Regions from separate parts of the Homo sapiens genome. Here regions 2, 3 and 4 are each linked to region 1. A link is an interaction called in ENCODE POLR2A ChIA-PET data of the cell type or tissue named here. Cell type or tissue: HepG2. All regions are shown on one strand. Region 1 holds the start of NOB1 (NIN1 (RPN12) binding protein 1 homolog). Region 2 overlaps NFAT5 (nuclear factor of activated T cells 5). Region 3 overlaps WWP2 (WW domain containing E3 ubiquitin protein ligase 2). Region 4 overlaps WWP2 (WW domain containing E3 ubiquitin protein ligase 2).

The links. ChIA-PET counts read pairs that join two places held together with the same protein. Peaks named below come from ENCODE experiments on the same cell type or tissue, not always from the same donor. Only the 100,000 strongest peaks of a DNase experiment are listed, where the experiment ranks them.
Region 2: POLR2A ChIA-PET joins it to region 1 with 5 read pairs; 4 of 35 experiments call an interaction of 5 or more read pairs at or near these places.
Region 3: POLR2A ChIA-PET joins it to region 1 with 7 read pairs; 6 of 35 experiments call an interaction of 5 or more read pairs at or near these places.
Region 4: POLR2A ChIA-PET joins it to region 1 with 5 read pairs; 5 of 35 experiments call an interaction of 5 or more read pairs at or near these places.

Annotation. Positions count from the first base shown.
Region 1 is chr16:69,752,940-69,757,939 of GRCh38, reverse strand. It overlaps NOB1 (NIN1 (RPN12) binding protein 1 homolog), which reads left to right and starts at 3,014. Exons shown (of 9, transcript NM_014062.3): 1 at 3,014-3,092; 2 at 3,214-3,346. The coding sequence starts at 3,030. It also overlaps the pseudogene NONOP1. RefSeq lists enhancers at 2,722-3,344, 3,345-3,968. In HepG2, a CTCF peak has its summit at 2,922 (motif pointing right); a DNase peak (open chromatin) is centred at 2,989; H3K4me3 peaks cover 2,410 bases; H3K27me3 peaks cover 548 bases.
Region 2 is chr16:69,650,517-69,655,516 of GRCh38, reverse strand. NFAT5 (nuclear factor of activated T cells 5) reads right to left here. Exons shown (of 15, transcript NM_138713.4): 5 at 2,089-2,281. Among named protein-coding and RNA genes, the nearest start is that of SNORD13H, 56 kb to the left of the region's middle. In HepG2, no CTCF peak of the experiment used is centred here; no DNase peak of the experiment used is centred here.
Region 3 is chr16:69,828,672-69,833,671 of GRCh38, reverse strand. The region is part of intron 4 of WWP2 (WW domain containing E3 ubiquitin protein ligase 2); the gene reads right to left. Among named protein-coding and RNA genes, the nearest start is that of WWP2, 69 kb to the right of the region's middle. In HepG2, no CTCF peak of the experiment used is centred here; DNase peaks (open chromatin) are centred at 198, 1,757, 2,051 and 2,731; H3K4me3 peaks cover 1,060 bases.
Region 4 is chr16:69,837,152-69,842,151 of GRCh38, reverse strand. WWP2 (WW domain containing E3 ubiquitin protein ligase 2) reads right to left here. Exons shown (of 24, transcript NM_001270454.2): 5 at 1,889-2,026; 6 at 32-128. Among named protein-coding and RNA genes, the nearest start is that of WWP2, 77 kb to the right of the region's middle. In HepG2, no CTCF peak of the experiment used is centred here; DNase peaks (open chromatin) are centred at 1,951 and 2,811; H3K4me3 peaks cover 450 bases.

The DNA.
Region 1 (5,000 bases):
AAATGCAGAGTAATAAAACTTTTAACTTGGAGAAGCAAAACCATACTCCAAGAAAGCATCATCAACATCACCACCAGCAGCAACAGCTGCAGCCGCCACCACCGCCAATACCTGCAAATGGGCAACAGGCCAGCAGCCAAAATGAAGGCTTTGACTATTTGGCCTGAAGAATTTTAGAAAACCAGGAGAGAAGACCTTCACCCAACGAAGCCGTCTTTTTGTGGGAAATCTTCCTCCCGACATCACTGAGGAAGAAATGAGGAAACTATTTGAGAAATATGGAAAGGCAGGCGAAGTCTTCATTCATAAGGATTAAGGATTTGGCTTTATCCGCTTGGAAACACGAACCCTAGCGGAGATTGCGAAAGTGGAGCTGGACAATATGCCACTCTGTGGAAAGCAGCTGCGTGTGCGCTTTTCCTGCCATAGTGCATCCCTTACAGTTCGAAACCTTCCTCAGTATGTGTCCAACGAAGTGCTGGAAGAAGCCTTTTCTGTGTTTGGCCAGGTAGAGAGGGCTGTAGTCATTGTGGATGATCGAGGAAGGCCCTCAGGAAAAGGCATTGTTGAGTTCTCAGGGAAGCCAGCTGCTGGGAAAGCTCTGGACAGACGCAGTGAAGGCTCCTTCCTGCTAACCACATTTCCTCGTCCTGTGACTATGGAGCCCATGGACCAGTTAGATGATGAAGGGGGACTTCCAGAGAAGCTGGTTATAAAAAACCAGCAATTTCACAAGGAACGAGAGCAACCACCCAGATTTGCACAGCCTGGCTCCTTTGAGTATGAATATGCCATGCGCTGGAAGGCACTCATTGAGATGGAGAAGCAGCAGCAGGACCAAGTGGACCGCAACATCAAAGAGGCTCGTGAGAAGCCAGAGATGGAGATGGAGGCTGCACGCCATAAGCACCAGGTCATGCTAATGAGACAGAATTTGATGAGGCGCCAAGAAGAACTTCGGAGGATGGAAGAGCTGCACAACCAAGAGGTGCAAAAACGAAAGCAACTGGAGCTCAGGCAGGAGGAAGAGCGCAGGCGCCCTGAAGAAGAGATGCGGCGGCAGCAAGAAGAAATGATGCAGCCACAGCAGGAAGGATTCAAGGGAACCTTCCCTGATGTGAGAGAGCAGGAGATTTGGATGGGTCAGATGGCTATGGGAGGTGCTATGGGCATAAACAGCAGAGGTGCCTTGACCCCTGCTCCTGTGCCAGCTGGTACCCCAGCTCCTCCAGGACCTGCCACTATGATGCCGGATGGAACTTTGGGATTGACCCCACCAACAACTGAACGCTTTGGTCAGGCTGCTACAATGGAAGGAATTGGGGCAATTGGTGAAACTCCTCCTGCATTCAACCATGCAGCTCCTGGAGCTGAATTTGCTCCAAACAAACGTCGCCGATACTAATAAGTTGCAGTGTCTAGTTTCTCAAAACCCTTAAAAGAAGGACCCTTTTTGGACCAGCCAGAATTCTACCCTGGAAAAGTGTTAGGGATTCCTTCCAATAGTTAGATCTACCCTGCCTGTACTACTCTAGGGAGTATGCTGGAGGCAGAGGACAAGGGAGGGGTGGTATTAAACAAGTCAATTCTATGTAGTATATTATTTAATCAGTTCTGTGTGGTGCATTCCTGAAGTCTCAAATGTGATTGTTGAGGGCCTGGGGAAACCATGGCAAAGTAGATCCAGTTAGAGCCCATTAATCTTGATCATTCTGTTTTTTTGGTTTGTTTGTTGTTTTTTTTTTTTTTTTTTTTTGTCCATCTTGTTTCATTTGCTTGCCCTGCCCCCGAGATGGAGTCTTACTCTGTCGCCCAGGCTGGAGTGTAGTGGCACGATCTCGGCTCACTGCAATCTCTGCCTCTCGGGTTCAAGCTTGTCCAGGCTGATCTTGAACTCCTGACCTCGTGATCCCCTGCCTCAGCCTCCCAAAATGCTGGGATTACAGGGGTGAGCCACCGTGCCCAACCTCACTTGCTTTCTTATCCTTACACTCCCCCAGTCCCAGAGAAACTGCCACATACACCACAAAAACCAAACATCCCCCAATGACCTTAGCCGCATTGCTCCATTCACTCCCAGGTGAGAATTCAGGTAAACGTCCACAAAGGTCACAGGCAACGTACATACGGTTCTATTATATCCCATATATTACCCCTTCATGTCCTAAAGAAGACATTTTCTCTTAGAGATTTTCATTTTAGTATATCTTTAAAAAAAAATCTTGTGTTAACTTGCCTCCATCTTTTTCTTGGGTGAGGACACCCAGGAATGACCCTTTTGTGTCTATGATACTGCTGTTCACAGCTTTTCTTGATAGGCCTAGTACAATCTTGGGAACAGGGTTACTGTATACTGAAGGTCTGACAGTAGCTCTTAGACTCGCCTATCTTAGGTAGTCATGCTGTGCCTTTTTTTTCCATTGGTGTATTGTATTTGATTTGTCTCTGATATATTTGGAGTTTTTCTGAGAACTGGAGCAGTAATGCAGCATCGACCTATTAAAATACATTTTAAGCCTTTAAAAAAAAACAGTACCTATCTCATAGGGGTGCTGTGATAACGAAATTAGGTAATCTGTATTGATTGACTTTTAACCATAAGAATATATACAGGTTTTAAATTTATTTATTTATTGAAGAGATGGGGGTCTCTCTATGTTGCCCAGGCTGGTTTCACATTCCAGGGCTCAGGCAATCCTTTCGCCTCAGCCTCCTTAATAGCTGGGACTCTAGGCGCGCACCACTACACCTGGCAGGTTTTATCTTCAAAGGTGAAGAAGGCACTAAGGTCTAGATGCTGAAGCCGATTTCCCAGGTGTCCCCCAAGGTTTGACCCCGCCCACACTTCTCTGGCTATGCGGGCGGCGTCGCTGCGCATGCGCGCGAGTAGAGCAGGGAGGTGCTGGCGCGGCCGCCAGGAGGCGCAGCTAAGTCGCGGCTGCTCTTCCTGGTTCCCAGAGGCCCAGACTTGGACATAGGAGCCGGCGCAAGCTCCGTGCGCATGCGCGCTCCCCTCTCACGCAGCCAACATGGCTCCAGTGGAGCACGTTGTGGCGGATGCTGGGGCTTTCCTGCGGCATGCGGCTCTGCAGGTACGGGGAGCTCCCTCCGGGACGAGAGAGATCTGGGCTGGCCGCCCCTCCCGGAGTGCGTGGAGTCGCGCGGAGCGTTGCTTGGTGCGGGTGGGTCTGAGCTGGGGCGTTCTGTCCGCAGGACATCGGGAAGAACATTTACACCATCCGGGAGGTGGTCACTGAGATTCGGGACAAGGCCACACGCAGGCGGCTCGCTGTCCTGCCCTACGAGCTGCGGTTCAAGGAGCCCTTACCGGAATACGTGCGGCTGGGTGAGTGCCTCTGCCCTAGCGTTGACGGGAAGCTGGGGTCCAGGGCGCAGATGGCACCCAGTTGGGTGCGAGTTGGGGTCTAGCTGCCTTATCAGAGCAGTAGATTTAGAGCCAGCACTTTCTAGGAGATTGTGGTAGGAGAGAGGCTTCCTGGGTCTGGAGTCCTCCAGTAACTAGCTGTATGCTCTCGGGCATAGCATTCAAATTTGGGCCTCGTTTACCTCATCCGCAAAATGGGAATAATAATTGTATCTGTCTCCAAGGTTGCTGTGAGCATGAACTGAGGAATATGGCAGTCAGCTCAGTGTCAAGCACTTTGCAGACAAGCAATAAATTTATTTGGATTTAAAATAAGAGTTTGGATCTCTTGCTATTACTCTCGTCCATTTCTTTTCAGTAGATTGGGCTGATGACTGGATACAAAGATCTGCACCTGGCAGAGCTTTAAAAAGGGAATGCTTTGCATTGTATTAAATGTGAAAGAAAATTAAGCTGGGCGCGGTGGCTTACGGCCTGTAATCCCAGCACTGGGAGACCGAGGCGGGCGCATCACCTGAGGTCAGGAGTTTGAGACCAGCCTGACCAACATGGTGAAACCCTGCCTCTACTAAAAATACAAAATTAGCTGGGCGTGGTGGTGTGCTCCTGTAATCCCAGCTACTTGGGAGGCTGAGGCAGGAGAATTGCTTGAACCTGGAGGTGGAGGTTGCAGTGAGCCGAGATCGTACCACTGCACTCCAGCCTGGGCGACAGAGCGAGACTCTGTCTCAAAAAAAATAAGAAATAAAGAAAATTAAAGAATTGTCTCTTGGCTTAGGAGTCAGCGTTGTTCTCTTGTTGGGAATCAAGGTGATACCCAGGAAAGGCCCCTCAGTGGTTGGAAGTGTTTTAGAGGTTAGAGGCTGATAGTGGAGATGATGTTACCTCCTCTGTTTGTGATTTCTACGATTTTCTCCACCAACTTAGTAGCTCTGTGATCTTTGCCAACTTACTAAATCTTTCCGAGGAAATACTAATAGTACTTTTGAAGAATGGCAAAGGATGAAATGCATTAACACATAAAGCTTTTAATGCAGTGCCTAGTACACAGTAAGTGCACAGTAAATTTTCGTTGCTGCTAATGTCTGTTTTTTAGGAAATAAGAGCAATATACCTAGTGTTCCTTGTACCAGGGTAGCAGGAGACATCTTTCTGTTAATTTCAGGAAATTTTAAGTGTTTATTATGGATGACTCTGGAGAATAACAGCAGTCTGACATGTATTATGCATTAAGCACATGCTTTTTGTTTCCTCATAGACTACTACAATTACAAGTTGAGCATACTGAATCTGAAATCCAGAATGCTCCTAAATCTGAAACTTTTTTTTTTTTGAGATGGAGTCTGGCTGTGTTGCCTAGCCTGGAGTGCAGTGGCACGATCTTGGCTCACTGCAGCCTCCACCTCCTGGGTTCCAGCAATTCTTCTGCCTCAGCCTCCCCAGTAGCTGGGACTACAGGCACACGCCACCACACCTGGCTAACTTTTGTATTTTTAGGAGACAAGGGGTTTCACCATGTTGGCCAGGCTGGTCTGGAACTCCTGACCTCAAGTGATCTACCCACCTCAGCCTCCTGTAGTGAGGTGTGAGCCACCACGCCCCAACTTTCTTCTTT
Region 2 (5,000 bases), 100 kb after region 1:
TAACTGAATTACATTTAAAAAAATTTAAATCTTCAAGAAAAATAGAGATAAAACATTTTCATAAAAGAGTTGGCTAAATTCCTGAAGTAAGTCATAGTTTTAATTCTGTAATAACTATACTTAAATTATAAATTTAGATGTTAGATGATAAATTATCATTTATAATTTATTTGTACAAGCAGATGAGAATGAATGCACAGTACTTCAGGCAGCATTTGGGTTGCTCAGGACCTACCACCATAACTAATGGGAAAACTCACAAAACTGTTAGTGGCATCATCATCATCATCAAATGAGAGCACATATACCAAATTTTTATTCTACTAAAGCTACTTGAATAGAAAAGTATGAGTGCAGCTATATGAATAAGAAGGAAATGAAGCTCATTTTCACGGACTAGATACATACATATAACATCATTAAATCCTGAGACAAAACATTATGGTCTGAGAGACTGCTAGTTCAAACGGGGATCTATGGATCATTACAGGTCTCTAGCAAGCCTTCATAAATTAAATTATAATTTGTATGCTGAAAAATAAATAAATATTTAAAACAGCATTTGGGAACAAATGTTTCCAATCCTGATTCTTGATGAGGCTTATAGTTAAACATTGAAGCTCCTAATATAGAATGCAGAAAATCACAAAGTAAATTGTACAATGCATGCCAAACAAAGTACTTAAAAAATTCACACATCTTTTCTATTCCAGTACAGCTACATCTCTATAAAATGGTATCATAATGAGGAAAATAAGCAAACTAGTCAAATTGCTGGTCAGCAGAATCTAGAACAGTGCCTGGCACATGGAGGAGTGTAGTATTTGTTGAATGAATGACTAAACAAACTTTTAAGGTCAATTCATTCCCTATCATAGTTAAGCAATTAATCTAACAATACTTCTAACTAGACAAAACATAACTTAAAGTCAGGGCAATTAGGTTAAACGTAATGACCAAACTACCAAAATATCTAGCTAGACAAATATTTACACAAAGCATAACATAGATTTCTCACTTGCCTGTTACCTGTCCTGGGATTGAAGGACTGGGTGTGGGTTAAGGTAGTATGTAGTGAAGAAGGGTAGACTTGATATTGTACACGTGACTATTAACAACCTTATAAATGGTGGCAGACACGTTTCCTGATTGATCCAGAGTTTCAATCATAATTTCATTCAAGTATAAAATGAAAGGCAGTCCACCTCTACTCCTAACTTAAAATACTGTTCAACTAACATATTTATACAAACTGTATTTAATAAGAATCTACCATATGACTAGCCAAAATTCCTCCCTATTTAGTATTTAGCAAGGGGTAGGGACACTTGTTAAGTCCTCTCCCCATTCCCCCATTTTTTTGAGGTTTGTCTTCAAAGACAAATATTCTTTATACCAAGATATCCTAGGTGCTAAAATTTAAGTCCCTTTTAACTTTTAGTCTCAACTGTAAAAAAAATTAAGACTCAATTGATACCTCATTTCTTTTTTTTTCCTCATTTCCTTCTTTCCTCCTGTACTTGAGTGGATGCAAATGATATCCCATTTCTTAAACCGTAAGCCTTAAGTATTAATCAAGTCTTTTCTCAGTCCAATAGTCTTGATTACTATAACCATCTCAAAAACCTTATTTTCAAAGTTCTTAATAATTTCTACTGTATTTCTCTGAATTCACTTTAATATTTCTTCCTCCAAGGCGGGAGGATCACTTGAGATCAGGAGTTCCAGACCAGTCTCGCCAACATGGTGAAACTGCGACACTACTAAAATACAAAAATTAGCTGGGCCTGGTGGCACACACCTGTAGTCCCAGCTACTCAGGTGGCTGAGGCATGATTACTTGCACCCCGGAGGCAGAGGCTGCAGTGAGCTGAGATCACACCACTGCACTCCAGCCTGGGTGACAGAGTGAGACTCTGTCTCAAAAAAAAAAAAAAAAAATTCTTTCTAAAGTTTGGGATGAATCTAATTCAAATATCAAATATGAGGGAAGAAAATTCATGATTTGAAAATATTTTACTTTTCAGGACATATTCTCATTCCCCTTTACATTTTAACTAAAATTCAAATGATAAATAAAGTAAATACCTTTACTGTAGGAAAGCCTTGCTGTGTTCTATCTTTCACTGAGCCACGGCTGCCCTCAGTCAGGTACCGAGCTCGGTGCTGTGTCTCAGGTTGTACAACTATCTTCAGCTCCTTTCCCTCACTTTTAACAGGATATTGTCCACACAACATAGGGCTCTTCTTTACTCCAGTTCCTTTTTGGTTTTCCAATGTTCTGAGAAATCAAAGCACAACATGGAGAAAGTATCAAAAAGAGTTTTTTGATAAAAAAAAAAAGCCATTAAGACAAAGGAAGAAACAGAACTGGCAATAATAGTAAAAACAACTATTCAGCTTGCTGGCAAAATAAAATATTGCCTAAAGGAAGATACATGAGCAAAGTATCTTTAAAAAGGTTTTGTAAAAAAGTTTACTATATGATGCAAAAATAAAACAAAGTATGTTTGACAGAAAAGAAAATGAACGTATGTGAGTGGTAGGAGGAAGGGAGGAAGATTGAGCGCAATAAACTGAGACTAACAGGAAAGAATAGCTAATGTCACTATAACCTTTAACATTGTACTTCAGTCAAAATAAGATTTAAAAATTCCATGTATGCATTCCACATATAAATTCCAAAATTTATATAAAGCTATAAGATTAACTACTGTTATTTTTTAACTGCACAGTAAAAGAAGTGAGGGTAGCGAAAACAAAAAACAAACCCCCAAAAACCCTACATACCCCCATACAAAATGGCCTACAAACCAAATGAAGGTATATGTAGCTTATTCTTTTGAGTATCCTTCTCAGTAAACCAAACTGAAGAAATTAGATAAAAAATTAGCGATTCAATTTTTATTGGGAAATTAGCTTTACTCTAAACAATCTTTTCTAGGAGTGTGATTTTTCAGATTATTTTTATCTGTGATTAGTTAAGTAATTAAAGCCCTCAATAAAAATTTTTACAATCTGGGCTTTACAGCACCAGCATTCTACCTTTTTTTTTTTTTTTTTCTGAGATGGAGTTTTACTCTGTCATCCAGGCTGGAGTGCAGTGGCACAATCTCAGCTCACTGTAACCTCTGTTTCCTGGGTTCAAGTGATTCTCCTGCCTCAGCCTCCCAAGTAGCTGGGATTACAGGCGTGTGCCACCAAGCCCAGCTAATTTTTATATTTTTGTTAGAGATGGGGTTTCACCATGTTGTCCAGGCTGGTCTCGAACTCCTGACCTCAGGTGATCCTCCCGCCTCAGTCTCCCAAAGTGCTGGGATTACAAGCATGAGCCACTGCACCTGGCCCTTATTTTTTTTAGTTATGCTTTTTAACATTTATTTATAATGCATTTGCTATGTGGAATGCATGTTCAAAGAAAAACAGTATCCCAAATGGTGGTTATGACTTCAGGCAAACACATTTAATCTGTAAAATAGTTGAAGCACTGCAAATACATAATAAAAACAAGTAAAAACAATATTGTTAGTTATCTTTCCTTTTGAGCAATGGTGTGGTGTCCCACACCTGTAATTCCAGCACTTTGGGAGGCCAAGCGGGGTGGATCACCTGAGGTCAGGAGTTTGAGACCATCCTGGCCAACATGGTGAAACCCCGTCTCTACTAAAACTACAAAAAATTAGCCAGGAGTGGTGGCAGGCACCTGTAATCCCATCTACTCGGGAGGCTGAGGCAGGAGAATCACTTGAACCCAGGAGGTGCAGGTTGCAGTGAGCCCAGATCGTGCCATTGCACTCCAGCCTGGTCAACAAGAGCAAAACTCCGTCTCAAAAAAAAAAAAAAAATTCACGTATGTTTTTAAATAAAGTCAGGGTCATAGCTTTCTCTGTGACCCTCCTAGTCCTAAGTTTTGACTCACATCAAAGATCCAGGAGCCAGATGACTGTGAAGAAAAATCTCCTCTAAAAGCAACCAGATTCCAGTAGGAATATTACGACTTCAAACACAGAGAAGCTAAGCAGGCTTAAACCTGGCTCTAATGTTTACCCCTCCAGCTGTAACCAAGTTGTTGCCTTAATCATCAAGAACAAAGTGAGGAAAGGCACTATCTTCAATGGAAATGGGGAGTAGGTTGAATCCTTGGCTAGGAAAGAGGCAAAAGAATGGAGCAAAGAAGGAATGAAACTAGCATAGGAATTCAGTAAGACTGATAGATGAGAGGAAAAGTTCTCAAGGCGCAATACTGTGCTTAATCATCTTTATATTCCCTGAACCTGGCACACTTCCTGAAACATAACAGGTGCTGAAGAAATGTTTGTTGATGAAGGCAAAGAAGAAGAAAGGGACAAAGAAAGGAAAGCAGAGGGATAAAGAAGCTTCTGTAATATTAAGATGAGAAAGATCCTAACTGGACAAGGAATGCCATTCGTGTAAATTTGACATAAGTAAATCAAAGATTACTTGTGCAAGTCATTTAAAAGGCCCTGGAAGAATAAATTCTATGAACATAAGTATCAAGTTGAAGCTGGAACAATGGGCAGTAAACCCTGTTTTTCTTTTCATCATTCTGGGTACAGATTCAAACATTTGGTCTAACTAGTGTGCAGTTCCTCACACATGAAAGTCTATGATATTCTGTTTTATACTAATCTTAAAGTAAAAATATTCATTTATTGAAACTATGTAGAAATATCCCCCAAATATACATACAAAGAGATGAAAGAAAATACTGCAAAATGATAATAGCAGATTTACTGAGTGACTAGATTATGAGGTTTTCTTGTATTTTTCAAATATTTGTAATTCATATGTATCAATTTTATAATAGAAAAGGGAAAATTTTAGTTTGAAATACAAGGAAAATTCATAGAGCATATCGATTAACTTGGCAAGACATGTTTTTATACTCACTTATGCTAGTCAAGCTAATATTTATAAGGGCAAATAAATGAAAGTGAGTTTTACTAGTCTAGCAAAACAAATGATCTCACTTGGGATGA
Region 3 (5,000 bases), 76 kb before region 1:
AATCAGCAAACATACTTCTTCAGCTATACGACTGCACCCTTCTGTTCTAAGTAATAACTGGTTACCAATACCTTCTAATGCTACTTTATGGAGGTCGACAGACAGCAGTAAGGCTGAATATGAGAATCTAGGGAAAAGACTCTGGGAAGTCCCCAGGGACTGTGCCCTTTGAAAGACAGCCCTTTAAAAGCCAGCATACCAAGAGAGACAATCAGACACCATGTGCCTCCTGATGGAAACACATATCACCACACCAGAGAAAAAAAAGAACCAAGGTCAGTCTCAGCCTCTAGATCTGCCCATGAGGGACAGAGAGACACACAGACCCACACTTTAGGGAGACACACAGCAAAATCCAAAGTGTGGGAAACTGTAAAGGACACGCTGTCCAGTTTCTTCAACAACACACTGCAAGGAGTAAAAAGAGGGAGGACTACCTCTAAGTTAAGAGAGACTGAAAAGATATATCAATCTTGTTTGGTTCCTGACTCAGACAAACCGATGGCTTAAAAAGGCTGAGCACAGTGGCTCACGCCTGTAATCCCAGCACTTTGGGAGGCCAAGGCAGGGGGCTCGCTTGAGTCCAAGAGTTTGAGACCAGCCTGGGCAACAAAGTGAGACCCCATCTGTATAAAAAATAAAATAAAATAATTAGTTGGACGTGGTGGCGTGCACCTGCGGTCCCACCTTCATGGGAGGCTAGGCAGGAGAATCACTTGAGCCCAGAAGGTCAAGGCTGCACTGAGCCATGTTTGCATCACTGCACTCCAGCCTAGGCAAGAGAGCAAGATCCCATCTCGAAAAATAAAAATAAAAAATAAAAAGGTTGGGCCAGGCACAGTGGTTCACACCTGTAATCCCAGCACTTTGGGAGGCCAAGGCAGGCAGATCACTTGAGTTCAGGAGTTCAAGCCAGCCTGGCCAACATGGCAAAACCCCATCTCTACTAAAAATACAAAAATTAGCCAGGTGTGGTGGCACACATCTGTAATCCCAGCTAACTTGGGAGGCTGAGGCACAAGAATCACTTGAACCCAGGAGGCAGAGGTTGCTGTGAGCTGAGATCCATGTCACTGCACTCCGGACTGAGTGATGGAGTGAGACTCTGTCTCAAAAAACATTAAAAATTTTTTAAAAATAAAATGAAAGGGTTACACTACAACTGGGGACATGTAAAAACTGACTAGATAGTTCAAAATATTAAATGATTACCATTGAGTTTTCTAGGTATGAAATTGGCATCATGGGTTGGGTTTTTAAGAGTTCTTATCTTTTAGAGAAATACACTAAAATATTAATATTTATAGTTGAAGTATGTCGGGATTTTCATAAAATTAATCCAGCAGGGGTGGGATGGGAAGTTAGATGAGACAGGAATGGCCCGTCATAGATGGCTACTGAACTGGGTAATGGCATGTGGGGATTCATCGACTGTTTTTCCACCTCTGTGTATGTTTCACATTTCCTATAACAGTTTTTGTTCTAGTAACTGGCCACTATCAAACAAAACAAAACAAAACAAAACAAACAAACAAACAAAGAAGGCAGGGCGCAGTGGCTCACACCTGTAATCCTAGCACTTTGGGAGGCCGAGGCAGATGGTTCGCTTGAGCTCAGGAGTTCGAGACCCGCCTGGGCAACATGGTGAAACCCTGCCTCTATTAAAAACACAAAAATTAGCTGGGCGTGGTGGTACCTGCCTATACTCCCAACTACTTGGGGGGCTGAGGCGGAATAATCGCTTGTGCCCAGGAGGTCAAGGCTGCAGTGAGCTGAGATCAGGGTACTGCACTCCAGCCTGGGTGACAGAGTGACACTGTCTCAAAAAAAAAAAAAAAAAAAAAGGTTTTGTTTTTTTCCATGCCAGCATGCCTAAGGTACTAACAGCAACTATAACAATAAAAACTTGCAAGAATTTGACAAAATATAGTTTAAAATATAAAAAGGTAGAAGACACATCAGTCAAGCTGTTTGGGGAATAACTCTCACTCTTATTTTTCCTCCCTTCAAAGCCTCAGATTTGCAAGTGGCTTCAAGTTAATAATTTCCTATTGAGAAGAGTTTGTACGTGCAGCAAGGATGAGTCATATTTTTCTAAGAGTTACTTTTTCCCTTTCTTGACCTGGATTTTTAAAAATATGTTGTTTGCATGTGGTACTAATAAATATAGATAAATAGGGCATGGAAATTGCCGTCCTTATTCCAACAAAAGAAAAAAAACTACATAAACTGTAACTGCCAGACCATGCTACTATAATGCAATTCCGTTACAAAATCCAGAACTCTTGCCTGGAGAGTTTCACAGCAAATGTACGAAAGAACTTTCTAGTTTGGGGTATTTTCTCATTATTGTCCCTCCCCACCCCATACCACCGAAATGTATGTGCATGTCAAAGGAAAAATAGTTCTGTTTTCTTTTGGTTCCTAATTCAGAATACAAATGATAGGATTTACCTGGAAATTTGAGAAACATGAAACAAGAAAGAAAGGAGAATTTTTTAAAGGGAGGCCAAGGACGCCAGGATTAAGAGTCTCTGAAGCCCGATGAAGATGTGACTGATTTGGCCATTAACATAAGACCTGCTTAGTGAAACAAGCCTCCTTCTTCCTGCCTCCCTCTGCCCTCAATCCCATAGGCCCATCAAAAGCGGGTGAGAGTAAGCAGCACTTCATTAACAGGCCCGTGTTCATTCTACACATAACTGCAAACACTGGTACACAGAGGAAGGGAACCGGGGGAAATTCCAGAAGGGCAGAGAGTAAACAGTCTCCTTTCCATTCCCCAGTTCCCTGAAACTCAGACACACACAGGCTGGAGTCCACCCCAGGTCTAGAGAGAAGGCTCTTTCACATTTCCTTTGCAGTAAAGGAAGCCAGATGATTCCAGGATTTACTGTTACGATGGCTCTTCGGCTTCCAACCTTAGCCAGAGCCTAACAACAGAAAGTCTCTTCTACCCAGCTAGGCCAACAGTGAACACTGGTATTCCTGTTGGGGCACCAATGCTGACTCTGCTTACTCCACCTCCCCGCGGCCCCCCAACACTCACACTCTGGCAGGGTCTTACCCAGAACCCAGAATGTAATGAGAACTCTGGCTTGGTCTTGCAGTCTCTTCTTTGGGCTACTACCGCTGGGAATCTACCCTTTATCATTGCTAAATTAAAGTTTTGGTCTCCTGAGGGTTGTATGAACTCTTCTAGAGAAAATAGCCTCATTTTTACAAAGCCAGTTTACAAACTTTTTCTCTGTTTCTTGTTCATTCATTCAGGAAACATTTCCTGGGCTGGGCACAGTGGCTCATCCCTGTAATCCCAACACTTTGGGAGGCCGAGGCAGGAGGATGGCTTGAGACCAGTTTGGGACCAGCCTGGGCAACAAAGTGAGACCCTCATCTCTATAAAACAGAAAAAAACTAGGCCGGGCATGGTGGTTGTCGCCTGTAATCCCAGCTCTTTGGGAGGCCAAGGCAGAGAGATCGCCTGAGCGCTGGAGTTCAAGACCCACCTAGGCAATGTGGTGAAACCCCATCTCTACTAAAAATACAAAAACTAGCCAGGCATGGTGGCATGTGCCTGTAATCCCAGCTACTTGGGTGGCTGAGGCAGGAGAATCACTTGAATCCAGGAGGCGAACGCTGCAATGACCCAACATCGCGCCACTGCATTCCAGCTTAGGTGAAAGAGTTAGACTCTATCTGAAAAAAAAAAAAAAATTAGCTGGGCGCAGTGGCGTGTGCCTATGGTCCCAGCTACTCAGGAGGCTGAGACAAGAGGATTACTTGAACCCAGGAGGTTCAAGTAACATTTGCTGGGTGCCCACTATCTTCCAGACAGTGCTTGAAGCTATGTTATCATGGAAAATGGAAACAGACGTTGTCCCTGCTTTTAGGAACGTTACAATTAATTCAGTGGGAGAAGTGGAAGTAACAAGGAAATGTAAAGTTGCAACTGTAAGAAAAGGTTTCATGCAAGAGATATTAACATATGGTCCCCTGAGCAGCCAGATGCTTGGCCTGGTCAGGACATCAGGAAAAGTTTCTTGAGAAACTGATAACTGTCATCTAAGTTTCAAGAAGACAGCTAGCAGGGTAGGGCAGGGCAGGGAGGAAGACCATCCAGGCAGGGGAAATGTTGTGTGCAAAGGTCCTGTGGCACAATGAGCTGGGTGCATTCAGGAAAGTGGGCAGAGATGAACGGGGCTGGACTGGAATGAGATCCAAATGGGTGGGAGGACTGAGTGGTCACTGGACATTGCAATGCCTTGTGACATGCTGTGTTAGAGAGTTTTTCTGTAACCTAAGAGCCACTGCACAGTGCTAAAGGGTTTTTTAACTGAGGTGTGACAAGATCAGCCTTGCTGGATTAATAATCATTCTGGCTTTGGTGTGGAAAACAAGCCGGAGGAAAGGAAGGACAGAAACAGGCAGAGCAGACAGGAGGCTGCAGATGAAAATTTTGGCAGCCAGGAAAGGACTAGAGCAGAAGTGGAGCTGAAGAAGTGGGCAGACTTGCAAAAGTAAAAATCAAGATAATCTGAAAAGAGATTAGAAAACGGGGTGGGCAAGAGGGGTCGGGTATCGAAGACGGCTCCTGGGATTCTAAAGCACTTAACTGGACAAATAGAGGCTCTATATGATGAAATACAGAATACGGGAACAGGACCAAGTCTGAGGAGGTGACTTGCACATGTTGAGGTGCTTCTGACAGGGAAACACCTGTCAGGGAACACCACAGGGAAACACCAAGAGAGTCGTCAGATACGTGGGAAGAGAGCTCAGAAGTGATTCAAATCTGTGGCTCACCTGCACACGGTGGTTTGCATAGAGAGGAAGGTGAAACAGAGATGAGATCATGGAAGAAGAGGATGGAATAATAGGAAACTCCCATATTTAACAGTTAAATAGATGATGACCTTGCCAAGACGGGTGGATCACCTGAGGTGAGGAGTTCAAGACCAGCCTTGCTAACATGGCAAAACCCTATTTCTACTAAAAATATA
Region 4 (5,000 bases), 84 kb before region 1:
AGCTCTTTGTCCTCACCAAGGGGGGTCTTACCGGGATCTTCCACCAAAGCAGTTTGTGCTGGGGGGCTGGTGCCGGTTCTCTGGAGCTACTGCTGTTCCACTGGAGTCTCTCGAAGGCAGCTGTGATCCTAGAAAGGAATCAATCACAAGAAAAGACAGAAGCATTGAGGAGCTCAACTCGTGTTTGAGATTTGACGGCCAGGAACAGAACTCCGTCTGTGTGTTAGAGTTGCCCACCACCACGGGATATGGACATCCGGCAAGCTGCAGCCACCAGGAGAAGAGGAACAGGGACGATCATATGGATCCGATCCATGCCATGGAGCAGTGGGGCTCAAACCTTGGAAACAGCTTCTCTTCTCCAAGACATTGAAGAACATCCAAGGCACTTACAAGCACATTGCCTTATCCATTAAATGAATCTGAGCCTCAAAAACGTGAGATAGAGAACAAAACCCTAACCATGCAAAGTAGGGGCCAGAAATCGGGGGCATTTCTCCATAATACACCCAGAGAGCTTTTACAAAGCCAAATCAGATCATCATAGTCTTCTGCGAGAAACCCTTCAATAGCTGTTTCTCAAGATGAGGTCCAAAATCCCTACCAAATGTTTCAAGGCTGCGTGATCTGAGTTGACCTGTTTCTCTGATCTCACCTCCTCCATTCTCTCTCCTTCTTGCTCCTAATAATCCAACCACGCTGACTGCCTCTGTTCCCACCACAGGCCAAGCCACCCCTTTACCCCACACTCCCACCTTGGCCTGTCTAAACTCCTCATCCTCCAAGTCTCAGCTTCCTCAGAGAAACCTTCCCTGACCCCGCAACTTAGATGAGATCTCCCCCAACAAAGTACAGGAATCTCATAGCACCCTGTGGTTTTCACTGATAGCTTTTGTTACAATCACAGCTATGTAATTATCTGTGTGTTTACTCATTTGATATCTAACTTCCCCTGCCCTCATCAAGGAGACTGTAAACCTGAAGCAGTGGAGACCATGTGAATTTGGCCCACTGCCATCTGGCTAGGGCCTGGTCTAAGACCTAGTGCATACCAGAATACAATTACATATATATGTGTTGAATGAGTGAATGACACATGTTTTTCTCCAAGCACCAAAGCACCCCAAACACCGATCAGTCCAGTTAAGGGATTTTTCTCCACAGTCAAGGCCCATCCGGCCACTGAGATTCCAACCAACTGCCCTTGAATTGCAATTCAAATTGCACCCCTTTGAAGCTACAGAAATCCTGCTTGGTGTCTGGAAAGTGCCATGGTTACATCACATCTAACAAAACATTTAATGAGAAAAATTATGGAGAAACCCAACCCATTTCAGACCTCGGACTTCATGAAATAATTTCCTGCTAGATCCAAAGGTGACTAATTTCAGACTAGATCAAAAGAAACAAACTACCAACATTCGGGACAGAGCAAGGGACACTCTCCAAATTCCCTGCTCTGTCTGTATTTTGCTAGTGTGTATCTCTAGAAGAACACAGCGTACCCTTCCCAACCAATGCCTCTCATAAAAACACCTTCAACCTCCCCAAAAAGTGTAACTGTATTGGGAAGGAAAATAATGGGCCAAAGTCACATTTGATAAAGATATTTCATTTTCCAAAGTCCACATGGGATGAAAGATGTTTTTCTCTGCTATCAAACCAAACAATTACATATTTACAAAGACTGGACATTTACTGTGACCCTTGAAAATTCATGTTGTGATACTGATCCACGGAGCTAAGAAGAGTCCGGGCTAGCTATGGGCCAGGCTGAGTGGGAATCAAACCAAGATGGCCTAGTAAGAACCAAGCTCTCAGCACCTCCTGGCCCCCGCCCAGCCCCACCCTGTCCCGGCACAGTCCTGAGGAGCAGGGCGGCACTCACCATCTGTCAGGGCACTGCCATTAGGCACATTTCCCAGATCAACAGTTGGCCCGTCCAGGAAAATTGTCAGCTCTCCGCCTGAGACAACGCTGCCTTTGTTCTCCGTCTGCAGGTTCAGGGTCAGCTGCATGTTCTCCACTGTGGGGTACAAAAGGCAACATGGATGGGCTAAAGAGAATGCACCCCAAGTTAAGATTCTCTAAATTAGAAGCTTTCATTTCACCTTTGCTGGCTTCTCTGGGAATGCTTTCTCCACATCTTCACATTTTGCCTCGTGGCATGGAAAAAAGAGTGGGAAGGAATATGTCTAATGAAATCACTGTTGTATCAGGCTGGAGGGGAAGCTGCACTCTTTCTAAACATTTCATATCACTGGGTCAGCACCATAATTTCCACATTACTGATGTATTAGTTTGTTTATACTTGCAGGACTGTGAGAAAAGCATAGGGATATTGATGGCGTACAGACGAAGAAATTAGTTGCAAGTAATATCCCCCTGCCCATAGAAACCGAGGAGACCCTAAGGAACTGTCAACAGGAGGCATCTCCATCTAGATGAGGGATTGCAGGGGCTTATTCTTTTCTTATTTGTGTTAAAACATGATGTTGTTTTTTAAAATTTTCAATCCTGAAAATGTATTGTCTTGAAATAAGGAAAAAAAAGTTAAAACAATGAAACTTCAATACAGGCTAATCAGCCCCATCAGTGACTTAAGGAGAGAGAATTGAGAAGTGGCCCAGAGCACCCCGTCCCCAAGGATACCAGGCAGATTCAGTCCTGTGGGTGACTGTAGCAGAAAAACAGAACAAGCTGACTGGAGGCAGAAGCACCAAGCCCTAGGCAGGCTAGAAACTGCTGCATACACACCCTCCACCCTGCTACTGAACTTGGCTGTGCTGAATAGCTTCTGTCTAGTTAAGTGTTTAGTCCACACTGAATATTTCAGTTCCCTTCAGTTCAGTCCAGCCAGGAGCTATGGCCTTCAGTTCAGGGCCGTTTAATAATTACCAAGAGGGAATCAGCCTTTATGAGGATTTCCACGGGGTCCGTCCACTCCACACCTTACAAAACCACATATCTGAACCTCCCTCCCCACCCGCCCCACCCAATCCAACACTTTGTTTTATTTCTTAGTTGCTACTGCATGATTATAAGCTATCTTACCTGTCTTCTAGAACAAGGTATAGTATATATAAATGTCTCCATAAGCACACTAAGGTAAATTTCAGCACTTTCTAGAGATAACCCCCCTTCCCCCACCCCCCCAAAAAAGACTGCTCTAAATCCCTCTACAGATACAACCCTTTAAGAACTTAGCAGAAAATTCTGGATCAAGTCAAAGATCTATTATAATAAGATAGAAACCAGTTACCCTTTGGGTTTTCAAGCTCTCCTAAGCGCTCTACCTTCCCTTAATCTCTCTTCCCTGCCATGGATCTCTCCAATTCTTTTCTGAGTGAGTCTGCTGCTATTTTCAGCCAGTTCCACTGAGGGCCTTGGTGAGTACTAAACGTTTCTATAAAATAACACTTGTAGTTTCCAAAGGAAACGAGTTCCTTCAAAAGCCAAGGAGTATGGGAAGGAACTGAGGCCTTTCAACCCCCAGCCACCTCTTGCCATCCCTGGGAGTGGCCACTTGGGAAGCAGCTGCTCCAGCCCCAGCAGAGCCTAACCCTACAGCTTAGTCCACATCCTGAATGCAGCCTCGGGAGAGATCCCTGGCCAGGCTGCCCAGCTAAGCTGCTGCCAAATCTAGCCCCCTGAAACTATGCAATCGTAAGTGTTGATTATTGTGGGCTTTTTTTTTTTTTTTTTTAAGTCAAGGAGGGTCTCCCTCCTCTATTACGCCAAGATCCAGTACCTAAGTCTCTGGCAATAGGGTTTTTAAGCACGTGGATTAAGAGGGGGTGTGGTCAGGCACTCCGAGTTTAATTCACAGTTCTAGTCCCTGAGAGCTGTGCACCGTGAAGCAAACTACCTAACCTGAGCATCAGTCTCCCTACCTGCAAAACAGGGGTAATCATGGCACCTTTTTCAGAGGACTCTTGCAAAGAAGTAAATGGCACCTACCGAGTTCCTAATAAGCTGTCATTTTTATCATCTCCCTGTTGACTTCCTGTGTTTAGGAAGAGTCCTAATTCCTCTTGGTCTAACTTCTCATTCACTGTATTTGTTTTTTGTTTTGCTTTTTAATTTTTTTTTTATAGAGACATGGTTCACTATGTTGCCCAGGCTGGTCTCGAACTCCTGGCCTCAAGCAATCCTCCCACCTTGGCCTCCCAAAGTGCTGGGATTACAGGAGTGAGCCACCGCGCCCTAGCCTTCATTCATTTTATAGTCATTCTTCTCTTGATCCTTCTGATCCTTCTGAGACTTTTTTGGGCTGTGACCACAGAATCTTCCAAGGTAAGCCACAGACCCATCACGCAGACAAACTGTCCTTTCATCTTGTTTCCAGGTCATCTCCTAAAGGCGCCCAGCCTTCTGGCTCCAGGACACACACCGCTATTGGAAGCGTGCTGAGGGATGAGCATTCCGGAAGGCTCCTTGATTCCTGTCCTGATACCTCAAAGGTCATCGTTTCATAAATGGAGTGTTGGCACTTTTTTTTCCTCCTTCCTGGAGGACTGATAATGTTCAACAGGAGAGTGGAGGAACCCAAGGCCTCTTGTTGCTAATTTCTACCCCCGTGACAGTCACACTGCCATGGGCCTTGGACAGAAGGCAGAGAGATAGCCTGAATTTTCCTCTCCATGGTCTCATCTCAGGGATCCAAGTTAGCTCTTCTATCTGGTTTATCTACTCATTGTCTCCAGTGGAATCATTATATATTTGAAGGCTCAGAAGCCATCATACAACACCTTGAGACACATTTTGTCTTCAAAAAGAGCCAATGGGCTGGGTGCAGTGGCTCATGCCTGTAATCCCAGCACTTTGGGAGGCTGAGGTAGGAGGATCACCTGAGGCCAGGAGTTCAAGACAAGCATGAGTAACACAGTGAGACTCTGTCACTAAAAAAAATTAATTAAAAGCAGCCAGCCAGGCTCAGTGGCTCATGCCTGTAATCCCAGCACTTTGGGAGACCAAGGAGGATGGATTGCTTGAGTCCA